2 separate regions of the Mus musculus genome follow, and region 2 is linked to region 1. A link is a contact called in ENCODE Hi-C or POLR2A ChIA-PET data. All regions are on one chromosome and are shown on one strand. Each heading gives the region's core, a stretch centred on a gene start or an enhancer-like site at or near the end of the contact. The rest is flanking DNA. Distances are from core to core; before and after follow the strand shown. Region 1 holds the start of Ddx28 (DEAD box helicase 28). Region 2 holds the start of Nfatc3 (nuclear factor of activated T cells, cytoplasmic, calcineurin dependent 3).

What was found. A loop is a pair of places that touch in the nucleus more often than their neighbours do. ChIA-PET counts read pairs that join two places held with the same protein, here RNA polymerase II (POLR2A).
Region 2: a map of left cerebral cortex shows a loop between it and region 1 (5-fold over the local background). The contact joins the promoter of Nfatc3 here to the promoter of Ddx28 in region 1. A Hi-C loop is called at or near these places in 1 of 37 maps with a recorded cell type or tissue (left cerebral cortex). POLR2A ChIA-PET finds 5 or more read pairs at or near these places in 3 of 5 experiments (Patski and embryonic stem cell).

The regions. Positions count from the first base shown.
Region 1 is chr8:106,008,217-106,015,485 of GRCm38, forward strand. Ddx28 (DEAD box helicase 28) reads right to left here and starts at 3,270. Exons shown (of 1, transcript NM_028038.3): 1 at 1,400-3,270. The coding sequence starts at 3,208. The coding sequence ends at 1,586. It overlaps Dus2 (dihydrouridine synthase 2), which reads left to right and starts at 3,262. Exons shown (of 16, transcript NM_025518.4): 1 at 3,262-3,362.
Region 2 is chr8:106,056,890-106,063,939 of GRCm38, forward strand. Nfatc3 (nuclear factor of activated T cells, cytoplasmic, calcineurin dependent 3) reads left to right here and starts at 2,701. Exons shown (of 10, transcript NM_010901.3): 1 at 2,701-3,104. The coding sequence starts at 3,002.

The DNA.
Region 1 (7,269 bases), core at 2,020-4,519:
TTTTTTTTAAAAAAGGAATCTCTGGACTTATCCAAGGTCACACAGATAATGTATTTGCTTTTAGAAAAATTCTTTTTCACATTTACTTTTTGTTTGTGTGCCTCTGTGTGTGCCCATGCTGCACAAGATGGTGTTGAGGTCAGAGGACAACTTGAGGTAGTCAGTTATCTCCTTCCCCCATGTGGGTTCGGGAAAGGAACTTGGGTTGTCAGACTTGATGCCAGGTGCCATAATCCATTTAGTCACTTCATGGGACCCTGAATCAGTGTTTTTTGGTTTTTTGTTTTCCCAGCAACACTACAGCTTCGTATTATTCATGATGGGATTTCAGATTTATAGCTGACAGAAACATGACGATAAGCTCATCATATTTACAAGTGTTGTAGGTGATTATATTTAAAGTTAGGAGGATGTTAAAAGTGTTGGAAGGGAAAACAGGTCTTGCTAGTGACATTACAGAGTGGGATTGGCAGGATATTTTTGTAGAAATAGTATTTTGTAGAAAACACACTCCTGGCACAGAGACATAAAACCAATGGGCAACCCTTTCCCTTTCCTTTTCAAAACACACAGGCTTGGAGATGCAGCGGTAGAACACTTGACCAACAAGCTTGAGGTCATGGGGTCAAACTGCCAGTATGGTAAAACAACCATGACAAAAAGAAGCAACAGCAGCAACAATAAAAACCAAACAAGGACTTAGATTGATGGCCCAGAAGGTAAGAGCGCATACTTGCAGAGGACCAGAGTGTGGTTTCCAGCACCTGCCTGGGGACAGTCACAATTGCATGTAACTCCAGCTTCAAGGGACCTCACTCACTCTCTTAAGTTCTGAAAGTGCCTGTTTCATGTGCACTTAAGCACACGTACATACCACACATAGACAACTTCAAAATCAATCTAAAAGAAAAAAAAATCAAAGCAACTTAACCCAAGCCAACAAAATCCTACATATGGTAGAGTGTAAGTCATAAAAATCTACTGAACTCTATTCAAATGGTGGTTACTATTATAGGTGCCCCCCAAAAAATAGTATTAGCTAAGTGAACTCAGAGATCCACCTGTGTCTACCCCCTGAGTACTGGATTAAAGGCATGTGACACCACTACCAGGAAAGGGACCCTGTCTTTAAAAAAGAAAGGAAGATTACTAGAGACCAAGTCCATTATGTGATATACAGTGCCAACTTGTTTCAAAACACACAGATAAATCACTTTTTAAAACTCCTAAGAGGTCCACTGAGATAGCACAGTGGGTAAAGGCACTTGTCAAGCAAGTGGGATGATCTCAAGTTAGATCCCTGGAACACACAGAAAGGTGGAAAGAGAATCCTGACTACACAAAACTGCCCTCTGACCTCCACACACACATACAATGAGAAGAAAAAGAAATCATGACATAGTGTAAAGTCAAAATCCACTTTATTTTCTGAACGTTACTTTCCAATCCTGTCCAGTAGTTTACTTTTCAAATCTCCAAACAATTCATCATGCTTTCAGAGAGGCAAGGGCTGGCGTGACTCAATGTCGCCCACTGACAAGTGTTCAACTTCCTGCTCTAGCACTAGATTCAAGCCAACCAAAAATCAGGCCTTTTGAGGCAAAGGGTCCCCCACTGAAGATGCTAGTCCTGGAAGGCTTCTCCTTCGGCGAGCTGCCAGTTCAATTTTCTGAACCAGGCTCACATCCCAGGGGTGGGTCACAAAACTGATAACGGACCCTGGCACTTCGCTGCCCACACGACCCACCCTTCCTGCTCTGTGGATGTAATCCTGCAGGGTAGGGGGGAAATCGTAATTGATAACCACTTCCACGTGGACACTGTCTAGGCCTCGGGAGGCGATGTCTGTGCAGACAAGTATGTTCTGGGAGCCCTTCTGGAAACTCTGGAAGATACCTGCCCTCATTGAGGCCGGCATTTGCCCTTGCAGCCTTAGATGTTGAATCTTGTGGTCATCCAGAATGTACCCAAGCCAGTTCACGGTGCTGGCGCTGTTGCAGAATACCAGGACAGTTCCCGAGGGTTCCGTCTTACTTGCTTTGTCCTGCTGTTTGAGGATCTGAACCAGTTCTGTCACCTTGTCTGCTCCCTTCAGTCTCATAAATGTCTGTCTGACATGAGGCATGAGACAGTGCAGCTTGGAGCTGGTAATGGTGGTCAGACTGTCTGGACTGGTGACTTTACTCAGTAACTGGTTTAGGCCTTCTGGAAACGTGGCTCCCACCAGCACTAACTGGGCTTTGGGATTAAAGGGGTCTTCTAACTCGGCTGGACTTTCTGCTATAGGGCTCTTTTCCAAGATGTAGTCCACCAGTTCCAGGAAGCTTTCATCTAGCAGTGTGTCTACTTCATCTAGCACTATGAAGTTAAGATGCTGTAAGCTGATCAGTTGACTTTTCAGAGCCTTCCACAGCGCCCCTGGAGTAGCCACTAACACATCGGCTGCCGGTCGTCTATACAGCTGAAGTTTGAGCCTACTCATCCCGAGGCCTCCGCCAAGTTCTATCACCTGCAGGCCCAAGTACCCACCCAGTGACTGGGCCACTGCCTGCACCTGTTCGGCTAGTTCTCGGGAAGGTACCAGAACCAAGCCTCGAGGAGCCGTGAAACTGCGGGAGTCCAGGTCTGACCCTCTCAGGAGCCGCTGAAATAGGGGCAGTAGGTAGCTAAGCGTCTTGCCACTGCCAGTTTCCGCAGCGCAAAGGAGGTGGCGGCCTCGAAGCAGTGGGGGGATGGTTTTCGACTGCACTGAGGTTGGCTGCACAACTTCGGGGACAGCCTCCTGAAGCGCCAGCAGCACTCGGGGTTCCAGACCCAGGTCCACGAAGCTGCCCCGGGACGAGAGGTTCCTCAGGGCGGGCGCCTCTTGCTGCACTCGCTCTATGGAGAAATGGTCTTGCCGCGATCGCCGATGCTTCCAGCCACGGGAAGCCAGTGGCGCTCGCTCCCAACGGCCCAGCGTGAGGCGTGCGGGCTGGTTCAACTCCGGCCGCCGCGCCGAGACCAGCAGGGGACCGGGGCGCACTAGCACTGGCCGCTGCAAACTCCCACGGCCGCTCTGTCGCTGTTCCTGCCGTCGCTGCAGAGCCCGCGGAACGCGCACCACTGGCAAGGACTGGTCGGAACCGCGCACCACTAGGTTCCGTCGAGGCTCCAGAAGCAACCGTACTGCTAACGCCAGCAGCCGCGATGGCCCGGCTAAAGCCATATTTCCCTTGATGCAGAAGAGGCGCGCGCTAATGACGTCAAGCACGCCACCGTAGTCTGGAGTACGGTGGCTGGCGCGGATCAGGGTGGCGTGTGGCGCTGCAGCACCGGCTGGAAGGAGGGAGGAGGATCCTTAAGAGTTCAGTGGCTGCGAGGTCTGTAGGTTTCCACCCGGCATGGCGATGTCCAGATTGGAGTCATCTTTGGGGAAGGGTACTCGGTGGAGGCAGGAATGGGAGTCCGCAGTAGGAGGGGGCCATGGGTCCCTGGCTCAAGGAATCGAGTGAGGATGGCCTCTGTCATTTGAGTGCTTAATTTCTGATAGTCTTAACTTGTGGTCTTCATTGCCTCGCTCAGTCATCCCATAGAACTCCAAAGGTACAAAGTTCGACGATGTTTTCGTAGATATGCAATCCACTCAAAGCCTGGGTGATGCAAGTTTGCTGAGACTGAATGAATGGTAGGCCAGGGGACTGAGACAGAAGTTGGGAGTCTGGGTTTAAGCTCAACCCAGTTCTTTAGTTTAGAACCCAGAGTGCATGCTGGTGGCCTTCAGCTTATTTCGTCTTTGAAGTTAGAGAGATGGTCTCCGTTCTTTCAGGTGTAGTTTCTCAGGTTTTTTTTTTTTACACTTTGACCCTACCTCTCCAGGCAAGTTTCACCCTCCTTTCCTTGTCGTCGCCCCCCCCCCCCCCCCATGCATCTCAGCCTGGACCCATCACTCTAGCGGTCTGCTCATAGCCACTGGCTTCTCAGGCAGATTCCGAATTGCCTGACTAGAAGTAGAAAGAAGGGTCCCGTTACCCTCCTGGAGTGATGAAACTTATCTCACATAGCACCGGTCAAGCAGACTACTTGACATGAATTTAGTGGTTCAGGTTATTAAACGTTTAATTTTTTTTTTTTACTTCATACTTTTTGAACATATCTGAAAAAATGGGCATCAAGTGTCTGGAGTGGGAGATAAGGTCAATGTTTGTGGATTGATTACCTGGGAGGTTCCTAACGTCTGGAGAAAGTGTTTTAATTTCATTCATGGGCTGGTGAGTTGGCTCAGTGGGTAAGAGCACCCGACCGCTCTTCCGAAGGTCCGGAGTTCAAATCCCAGCAACCACATGGTGGCTCACAACCATCTGTAACAAGATCTGACTCCCTCTTCTGGAGTGTCTGAAGACAGCTACAGTGTACTTACATATAATAAATAAATAAATCTAAAAAAAAAAAAAGTTTAATTTCATTCATTAGAGCTGGCCCTCCATATTTATAGGTGGACCTCTGTGGAATTTTCCACTGTAGAGTGAGAATATTCATGAAAAAAAATGTGTCTGTACTAAATATGTATAGACATTTTTCTTTAATGTTACTCCCTAACAATACAGTATAACAAGTATATACATCATGTTTATATTGCATTAGTCATAAGCAGTTTGCAGATGATTTAAATCATGTGGGAGAGCGTTGGGGCATAGCTTTGTGATAAAGTGCTTGCCTATTAGCGTTTGTGAAGTCCTGAATTCAATTCCCCCCTAAAATCAAAAGTACCTAGGAATTTTATGTAGGAGCTTGAGTATCCTCAGATTTTGGTATCTTTGAGGTTCCTAGAACTCCTAATAACTACCTATTGATGACTTTACCATTACATAGATTAAAATTTAGTTGAGTGTGGTGGCAAATGCTGTGAATTCCAGCACTTAAAATTCAGAGGCGCCGGGCGTGGTGGCGCACGCCTTTAATCCCAGCACTTGGGAGGCAGAGGCAGGTGGATTTCTGAGTTTGTGGCCAGCCTGGTCTACAAAGTGAGCTCCAGGACAGCCAGGGCTACACAGAGAAACCCTGTCTCAACCGCCCCCCCCCTCCAAAAAAAAAAAAAAAAAGTCAGAGGCAGGTAGATCTCTGAGTTGGAGGCCGGCCTGGTCTGTATAGCATGTTCCAGTCAACCTGTACTGTAATAGCAAGACCCACCTTAAAAAAAAAACAAACATAGGACATAGGTTATTTAATTTTATTTTTCTTCTTTATTGTAGTGAGGATGCAGGCCAGGGCCTGTGCATTGGTAATAGTCAAGTGCCTTACTAGTAAGCTACAGTCCTGATGCTTGATTGTTGCCCCCGACCCTGTGCTTTCTTTCTTCATGGACCCCTGGCTAGCTTAGAGCTCACCATGCCCAGCCCCAGGCCCAGCCCCAGCCCCAACCCCTGACTTTTTATTTATTTATTTATTTATTTATTTATATGTAAATACACTGTAGCTGACTTCAGACACTCCAGAAAAGGGCGTCAGATCTCATTACAGATGGTTGTGAGCCACCATATGGTTGCTGGGATTTGAACCCATGACCTTTGGAAGAGCAGTCAGTGCTCTTACCTGCTGAGTCATCTCACCAGCCCAACCCCTGACTTTCTTTTTGTTTCCACAGTCTCTCCCTTCGAAATATTTCTAGAACTGCTTACCAACCTCGTTGAATCGCTGTCATCTCTCAAGTTGATTTACTGAGTTGCCTTTGAGTTGATCTCCCTGCTGTCTGTCCATCCGTTCCTCCATCCGTCTGGGTGCAAGTCCCCTCATGACCCCTTCCCCTGTTTGCTGTTAATACAGTAGTCAGTGTGATCCTCTGACAACATGAGTGAGCTCCTGCTACTTCCCCACTTATAACCCTTTACAGGGTCACTTTTTGAAGAGCCAACAGAGTCTTAAGACTCAAAGACCTGCATGATCTGAGTACTGCCCCATATCATCTAACTGCTGCTCCTAAAACATTGGTCTTCCACAATTTTCCCTGTTGTGTAGTTTATATTATCCTCTTTACGACTCCTCCAACATACCAGATTAACTTCTGCCTTGGGTCTTTCTCCCTGGCTATCGCCTCTGTTGAGCGTTCTTCTAGATCCCTACTTGGTTAATTCACATCTCTGTTTAAGTCGTATCTTTTTAATTGAAGCATACCTCAGCTTCTCTATTAAAAACTGATCCTGGGGGCTGGTGAGATGGCTCAGTGGTTAAGAGTTCAAATCCCAGCAACCACGTGGTGGCTCACAGCCATCCGTAATGAGATCTGATACCCTCTTCTGGGGTGCCTGAAGACAGCTACAGTGTACTTACATAGAATAAGTAAATAAATCCTTTAAAAACAAAAAAGAAAAAGAAAAAAGAAAACCAATCCTAATGCTTTCAGTCTTGTTTCATCTGCTTTTTTTTTTTTTTTTTTTTTTCTAGGCAGAGTTTCTCTGTATAGCCGTAGCTGTCCTGGAACTCATTTTGTAGACCAGGCTGGCCTCAAACTCAGAAATCCTCCTGCCTCTGCCTCCTGAGTGCTGGGATTAAAGGCGTGTGCCACTACGCCCGGCACTTTTTTTTTTTTAAATTCCTGTGTGCTACTAATTTCCCTGCATACTATATAATTGATTATTTATTTATATGCTTACTGTTTGATACTTGTACCCCCCCACTGGGCTGGACACTGTGAGGCAGGAAACATAGTCTTGCTGGTCCATTTTGTTCTCTGAGATGATGACAGCTTTCTTCCCAAGAGACTGTGACAGTGACTGGCACTTAATGAATAGTTGTTATGACTGAACATGAATCAGAGATCAGTATTCAAAGGATGGAGAAAGCCTGCCCTGCATGACAGAAGGGATTTTTTTCCACGTATGTTTCTTTTTTTCTTCTTGTTTTCATGTATATAAGGATTTTTGCCTGCACGTGTGTCACATGTGTGCCTGGTGCCTGTGAAGGCTAGAAGAGGGCACCAGGACCCCTGAAACCGGAGTTACAGAAGGTTGCAAGCTGCCATGGAGGTCTTGGGAATCAAACTTGGGTTCTCTGCAAGAACAGCAAGTGCTCCTGACCACTGAGATTTCTCTCCAACTCTACATTTTTTTAAAAAGATTTATTCACTTATTTTATGTATATGAGTACACTGTAGCTGTACAGATGGTTGTGAGCCTTCATGTGGTTGCTGGGAATTGAACTCAGGACCTCTGCTTGCTCCAGCCCAAAGATGTATTTTTTTATTTTATGTAAATACACTGTAGCTGTCTTCAGACACACCAGAAGAGGGTGTCA
Region 2 (7,050 bases), core at 1,451-3,950, 48 kb after region 1:
CCTTTCTTACCAAAATAGTAACTCATTTCCTACAACTGGTTCTTTCCTCTGCTGAGCCTTTAACACCTAAACCAGAAGCCTTTCCTGCAGCCTGGCCCTTTTCTAGATAGTCTCCAGCACTCAATGTCTGGGGGAAAAAAGATGCTGAACATTTAATAAATGGTGGATTTTTCTGTGGTCCCTTATGAAGTTTAGGAATTGACAGACCATGGTCTACATTCTGCATCCCTGGTCAGATTTATATTTTTATTTTTTTAAAAGATTTATCTGACTTTATGCACATGAATGTTTTGTCTACTTGTATATATGTGTACTATATGTGTGCCTTGTGCCTGTAAAGCCAGAAGGCAGCACCAGACACCCTGGGAGTTACAGATGGTTGTGAGTCACCATGTCAGTGCTGGGAACCAGATCCAGATCCTCTGGAAGAACAGCAAATGCTCGGGCTCTCCAGCTCTGCTATCTCGCCAGCTCTGCGGCCTCTACTTTAGCGCAATTCACCTGTTTCAGGTGAAGTCATACCTGGGGAGGGGTGGGAGACTGGGTCCTCGATCTCAATCTAAATTACAAGCATGCATCTACAGACTGGAGCTGAAGTTGCTTTAAGTTTTATGGGAACGGGGAAGTAAGCTGGCTAAATGTTGGGGACCTTATAGGAAAACGGGACCGTGGGAACTAGTTGGTAAGCCTATAGTCTGTCTCGGCTGCAGGTGGGATGTAGCCTTTGGTCTCCTAGTTTCCAATTCAAGCTTTCTAAGTTAGCCCATCTGAAGACAGGATAGCTTGTTGTGAAGTTTTTTTTTTTTTTTTTTTACCCACTTAATAGGTTAAGTCCTTCACTTTTTGTTTTAAGGAAGGATCTCCTGTCCCTAAGCTGTCCTCACACTCACTATGTAAGATGATGATGGGGGCCCGAGCATGGTGGCACACGCCTTTAATCCCAGCACTCGGGAGGCAGAGGCAGGTGGATTTCTGAGTTCGAGGCCAGCCTGGTCTACAGAATGAGTTCCAGGACAGCCTGGACTACACAGAGAAACTCTGTTTCAGGAAAAAAAAAGAAGAAGAAGAAGGAGGAGGAGGAGGAGATGATGAGCTCCTGATCTTGGCCTCTGCCATGTGAGTGCTGGCACTCCAGCCATGTGCCATTAAGTCTGACTGCCTCCTCTTCCTGCTGATCTGAATGCCCTTAGCCAAGTGTTCTATAGAGAAGTGACTATTATAGTCTCCAGCTTAGCATCACCCAGTGACCATGCCCACTCATACAGCATCACCTTTGGTTTCTGATCATTGGTCCTTCCATGGAACAAGCTTTGCTCGTCTTTTGCTTGGATCTCCAGTTTCTACTACTCCTGTAGCGTGTGGGTGGGTGTTCAATGTCCTCAGAGCTCCTATCACAGCTCTAATCTCTTTGCACAGTAATTATATATTTGCTATTCCTCTCTCTCTCAACCCTGATGGGAGACTATCTCTGTATCTCTGTGTCCCTCATAAGTACTGGTAAAGCCCTGAGCAGGAATAAACCAGTCCAAGATGAATGGCTCACGAGCTCAGAACATTCCTTGCTCTTCTGACCCTAGGCTTAGCCGGGGTCCCCCTGAGGCTCACTTAGTAGCCCAGGAATCACTGAGATGCAGAGATCTTTGCAAGGAGCTTGTGCTTGCTCCATTCTCCCAGGGGCTTTTGTGAGTAGTATCAGACTTGCTGTCGTGGAGGAGGTGGTCACTGGCTTCTCCCAACTCCTTCTCTTAATCATGCGCTAAGTAAACAAGACTGAGTCCCCAGACTCCAAGGGATGGTGTCTTGGGCCATCTCATGTCTCACCGGGGAAGGCAGACTCTTTGAGGTGAAACCAAGATTGAAAGCCGGTTCTTTTTGACAGCGTCACTTCCTATATGTGGGCTTTCCTTGCTCGGGTGTCACAATGCCTTAGTCTCACGGTTATGTACTAAGATGCAGAGGCCAAGAAGGGTACTTTTCTCTGTGTCTGCTCAACTTCCGTCAAGGACCAGACCTGGTCCCTCTGATTTAGGTGAGGCCTAGCTAGAATGCATGGCATCCTCTCCGGGCCGGCTTGAGGGGACAAAGGCACAGCCACTGAGACGGGGCCCCACCCCAGAAGGGTGGCTCTGAATCGACTCCAGACTTGTCTCGCAAGGTTTTCTTCGGCTCCACCCTAACCTACCCAAAAGTTCGAACCAATCCCTGGCCCTCTCCAAGTTACGCCATCGAAGTTGGTATGGAGGGATGCGGGGGATGAGTGGTAACTTTTGAGGTGGTCTAACGAACGTATCCACTCTAAACTCAGCTATAAGTGAAAAGTACCTCTGTGGGGCCAAATATCCGGACACCTATAACCCTGGCGCTCTGCTACCCACTTCCTCGACATGAGCTCCGCCCGATGAGGGGGAAAAAGATAGTCTCCAATTGGCCTACGTGGGTTCCCAATCTAATTAGACAGCGCTATTGGCCCTACCCTGGTCTTGGTTTAGAAACTGCGGAAGAAAGAGAGTTTTAACTACAACTTCCGAGAGGGAGCAGGGCTCTGGCGCTTCTTGCTCACGTGACTTCCTCCTCGCAGAGGACTCACGCGATAGGTCGGTGAGGAGGCGGGGCCCGTGGCTGTCAGCGGGGCCAGCGGCCTATGGGCTGCCCCGTCGGGCGGGAGCGCGGCGAGGGGCGGGGCTGGGCGCGCTGCAGGGCGCGGGAGCGCGCCGGCGGCGGTGGCGGCAGTGGCGGCGACTGTGGGGGTGGGGGGCGGGGAGCCTTGGTTGAGGCGACCGTGGCTTTTCTGCACCCTCGACCGGCGGCGGTGACGGCTCCCGGTGCGGCGGGGCGCTCGGCCAGCTTTCTAGGTCGGAACGGAACGCTCGGCCTCGCGGGCCCCGCCCGGAAAGTTTGCAGTGGAGCCGCGACCTCCTGGCCGGCGCGGCCCAGCATGAAGCGGCGCTGAGGAGCCGCCGCGGCCGCCTGAGGAGGAGGCGCTGCACCCCGGGCCACGCCGATGACTACTGCAAACTGTGGCGCCCACGACGAGCTCGACTTCAAACTCGTCTTCGGCGAGGACGGGGCACCAGCGCCGGTGTCCCAGGTCTCGCGGCCTGCAGGTGGGTGCCGGGCCGGCCGGGACTGTGGAGCGTGCCCTCGCCGCGCTCCCGCCAGCTCGCCTTCCCCTCGGTCCCCCTGGTGCGTGCGGGTGGCGAGGAAAGCCCGATTTAATTTGAGGAGGAGAAGGAGGCGTGTGGTTCGGGGCGACGTGGAAGTGTCTTGGCTGCGAGCGAACTAGTAGGGAACTCGACTCCGAGAGGCCAGTGGCCGGCGGACGCCCGGGCTTTGGAGGCAGAGGTTGTTGGGGCCAAAGCCCCAAGAGGTTTCTGGTTGTCGTAGCTGTGCCAGCGTGGTGCAGAGGAAATGTCTCCGAGAAGTGTAAGCGCACTTCGCTGTCTTTAGGCTAGTTGTAAAATTCTTTATTTGAAAGATGCGTGTTTTCAAATTCCACTTTAAAAAAAAATCTACTTTGCTAGAAGAGCGAGTTCGAGTTAGTGTCCACTTGTGTAAATTTATATTCCATCCACGCTTAGTTTCAAGTATACTATAACGGACCTTTCTGAAAACTGGGTTGTTTTGCTTGGGCAAAGTGTTTCTGGAGATTAAAAAACAAAAACAAAAAAACAAGATACGTTGCCTTTTAAAATTACAGTTCTCCTAGAATGTTCTAGAAGGCATTTTTTAATAATTTTAAAAAAAAAAGCTCTTCTCAGAAGATGTTTTAAAAGATAAGTTGGGAAAGCTGGACACCATAATGCTTGCGGGTCAAACCAGTCAGTAAATAGAAACAGGATGATGACTGGGGACTTAACTCTCTCCTGTGACCTGGTTTGGAATAGTGTGGTTCGTTAAGTTCAGCTTCCCTATTACATATGCAAGAGAACTTAGAAAAAGAAGATGGATAAGAGTATTCATGTTTATTCTTTCCAGTATTAAGTGAATTATTTAAATTTTTTCATAGTATTGTGAGGGCTAATACATTGTTTTCTCAGCGTTGCATTGAATCTCTAGGTGGTACAATACCTTTTAGTTCCTTTTCAGCCTTCGTATACTGTTTTCAACGTAATAAATATAAAGTTAAGAGTTGACTGTAGAGCCGGGGCGTGGTGACGCACGCCTTTAATCCCAGCACTCGGGAGGCCGAGGCAGGCGGATTTCAGAGTGAGTTCCAGGACAGCCAGGGCTACACAGAGAAACCCTGTCTCAAAAAACCAAAACCAAACAAACAAAAAACAAAACAAAACAAAAAACCCAGTTGACTGTATTCATTTCCAGTCCCATTAGCATTATTTTAATCAGCCTTAATGTCGAAGATACTAGTGGATACTCACTGGGTAGTGTATACTGATGCAGGCTCCTGCTCCTGATGAAAATTGGGAAACAGATGAGACACAGCTCAAACAGCTATTACTCGGCAAACTAAATTGTCATAAATTTTATATATAAAATAGAAAAATGGGGTTTATGGAGCTGATGGCATTGAGTTGCACTTAGGTTATGGAAATTGAAAAAATAAAACAACTTGTTTGAGTGAATTTGTAGAAAACAAGTTTGCAATTGGATTTGTAGTTGAAATTCCCAAAGATAAGCATGAACAGTTTTGCCAGAAGCCGACTTTAAAACGTTCTGGGCGGTTTTCTCGCCCCCCCCCCAACCCCACCTTTTGTTTTTTCTATCATTTCTTTTTTAGAGTCTAGTTCTGTCAGGTCTGCCGCCTCATCTTCCAAGTGCTGGTATTGGTGGCCATGTGCCACCATAATCAGTGGTCATTTTCTTAAGGATATTTGTTTTCCATTATGGTGGAAATCATATGAAAAAGTAAAACTTTATGCTTTTGTATTTTACTGAGACAATGTTTCAGTATGTATCACAGGCCAGCTTAGAACTGTCCATGTATCCCAGGCTGGCCTCAGAATGGAGATACGCCTCCTGCTTCAGCCTTTGAGACTACTGGGGTTACTGATGTAAAACACCGTACTCGGCTATTTTATTCAACACAGTTGTGGTTTTATGAGTAAATACCACTTACGTTTTGAACCACGACTCGTTTTTCATGGTAGTTAGCATTGTTTTGGTTCTTTGGCTGATTGGTCAGTTCCACAAAATAGCAGATTTTGGAAATTTTGGCCTATATTAGTTCTATGTTTCTCTGAAGGTTTGAGAGTACTTAGAGCACATTGAGGTTTCCATGCATTGAAAATATTTTTGAAAACTTCTTTGTGGAAATTAAAAATGGTGTCACATACCTTGAATCCCAGTACTTGGGAAGCAGAGGTAGGTGGAGATCTCTGTGAGTTCTGTGCCAGACTGGTGGTCTACATAGAGAGTTCCAGAATAGCCTGTCAATATATTTTTTTAAAACAAACTATTTTGTTTTTCCTTAGTATCTAACTTCAAAATGACCATATACCCCAGTAAATAGAAACTTTAGAAGCATTAATATAGTGCCAGACAAAGTATTTACTATAACCAGTGTTTGTGTGTTTCTAATCTATACTTCAGAGGAAGTAGAGGCAGGCAGACCACAAGTTTGAGGCCAATATGATTTATGTAGGACATTCCAGAACTATGTGGTGAGACCATGCTCAAAAAACCAAACACAATAAACAATGAAACTCACCTATGTATAGTGCATTCCATTATTATAAAGAGCAGCTTCCAATACTCTGGTGTTCTGTTTACATCTCTCTCTTTAGTTTGCTGTTAAGATAATCATGATCTGGCAATTCAGTTTTCTGTGTGTGTGAACACATAGTGTGTAAGTTACAGCTCATCTTCGGGTGTCATCCTGGGTAAAGCTGCCAGTCTCTTCATTTTTAAGGCAGTGTCTTCATTGGCCCGGAGCTTTCTATTTAGGCCAGATGTAGTTGTCTAGTGAGCCCTGGGGATCTTCCTGTCTCTGCCTCCCCGGTGCTGCCATTACAAACCTGTACTGCCACATCCAGCATTTTTATATAGCCTCTGGGAATCAAACTTAGGTCCTAACACTTTATCTACTGAACTCTCTCCTTATCCTATTTATTGATTGATTTATTCAGACAAGGTCTTCATATATTATGTATTCCTAGCTGTTCTCTTCTCACTGTGTACTAGAGGGTGACCTTGGATTTTAGTTGGAACCATCGAATGTGATCCTTTTACTTCTCAAATGCTGCCATTATAGGCATGGCTTACATATGCCTAGCTTTCAATTTCAATTTGTTTACTTAAGACAGTGTTCCACAAAACATAGGTTAGAACTCACTCACTTTGTGTGTGTGTGTGTGTGTGTGTGTGTGTGTGTGTGTGCGCGTGTGTGTGCGCGCGCGCACACACACACACAGGTCTGAGGAGGAAGTGCAGTGTTCTGCTTTATCATTCTCTGCCATATTCCCTTGAAGACAAGATCTTTCACTGACCCTGAAGCTATGCTGGTGGCTGGCTAGCTGTAACAGTCCTCCTGTCTCAACCTCCTACCTCACTGCAGTGAGAGACAGTTGAGAGCTACCCATTGTGGGTCCTCATAATTGCTGAGCTATCCATCCTTCCAGCCCCAAAATTTGTTAAATGTTTTCTAGTTTACAATGAGAATCACCAAAAGAAAGGCATGCAACATTATGTATAGTATCTTATCTATTATTGTTTTTTGAAGAGCAGAAATACTTTTGTTTTATAATGTATTTTTTTTGCAATACATTTACTTTATATATCCTCAGCAAATACTGAATATACTTTTTTTTTTGATAAAGATAAAGTTTCCTACTCCCGAACTCATGGTAGTTTTCCTGCTTCAGCTACACCTAGGCACAGGTTTTTCATGTGTAAACTTGAGGATTTTTTTCTAGCTATATTGTCTAGTGCTCAGTGTCGTCTAGTGCTGATTATATATGTTCAATATAATTTATTCTTTGATAAATTATCTTCTTATGTCCCAGGGGTTTTTTGTTTGTTTGTTTGTTTGTTTGTTTGTTTTTGAGACACGGTTTCTCTGTGTAGCCCTGGCTGTCCTGGAACTCACTCTGTAGA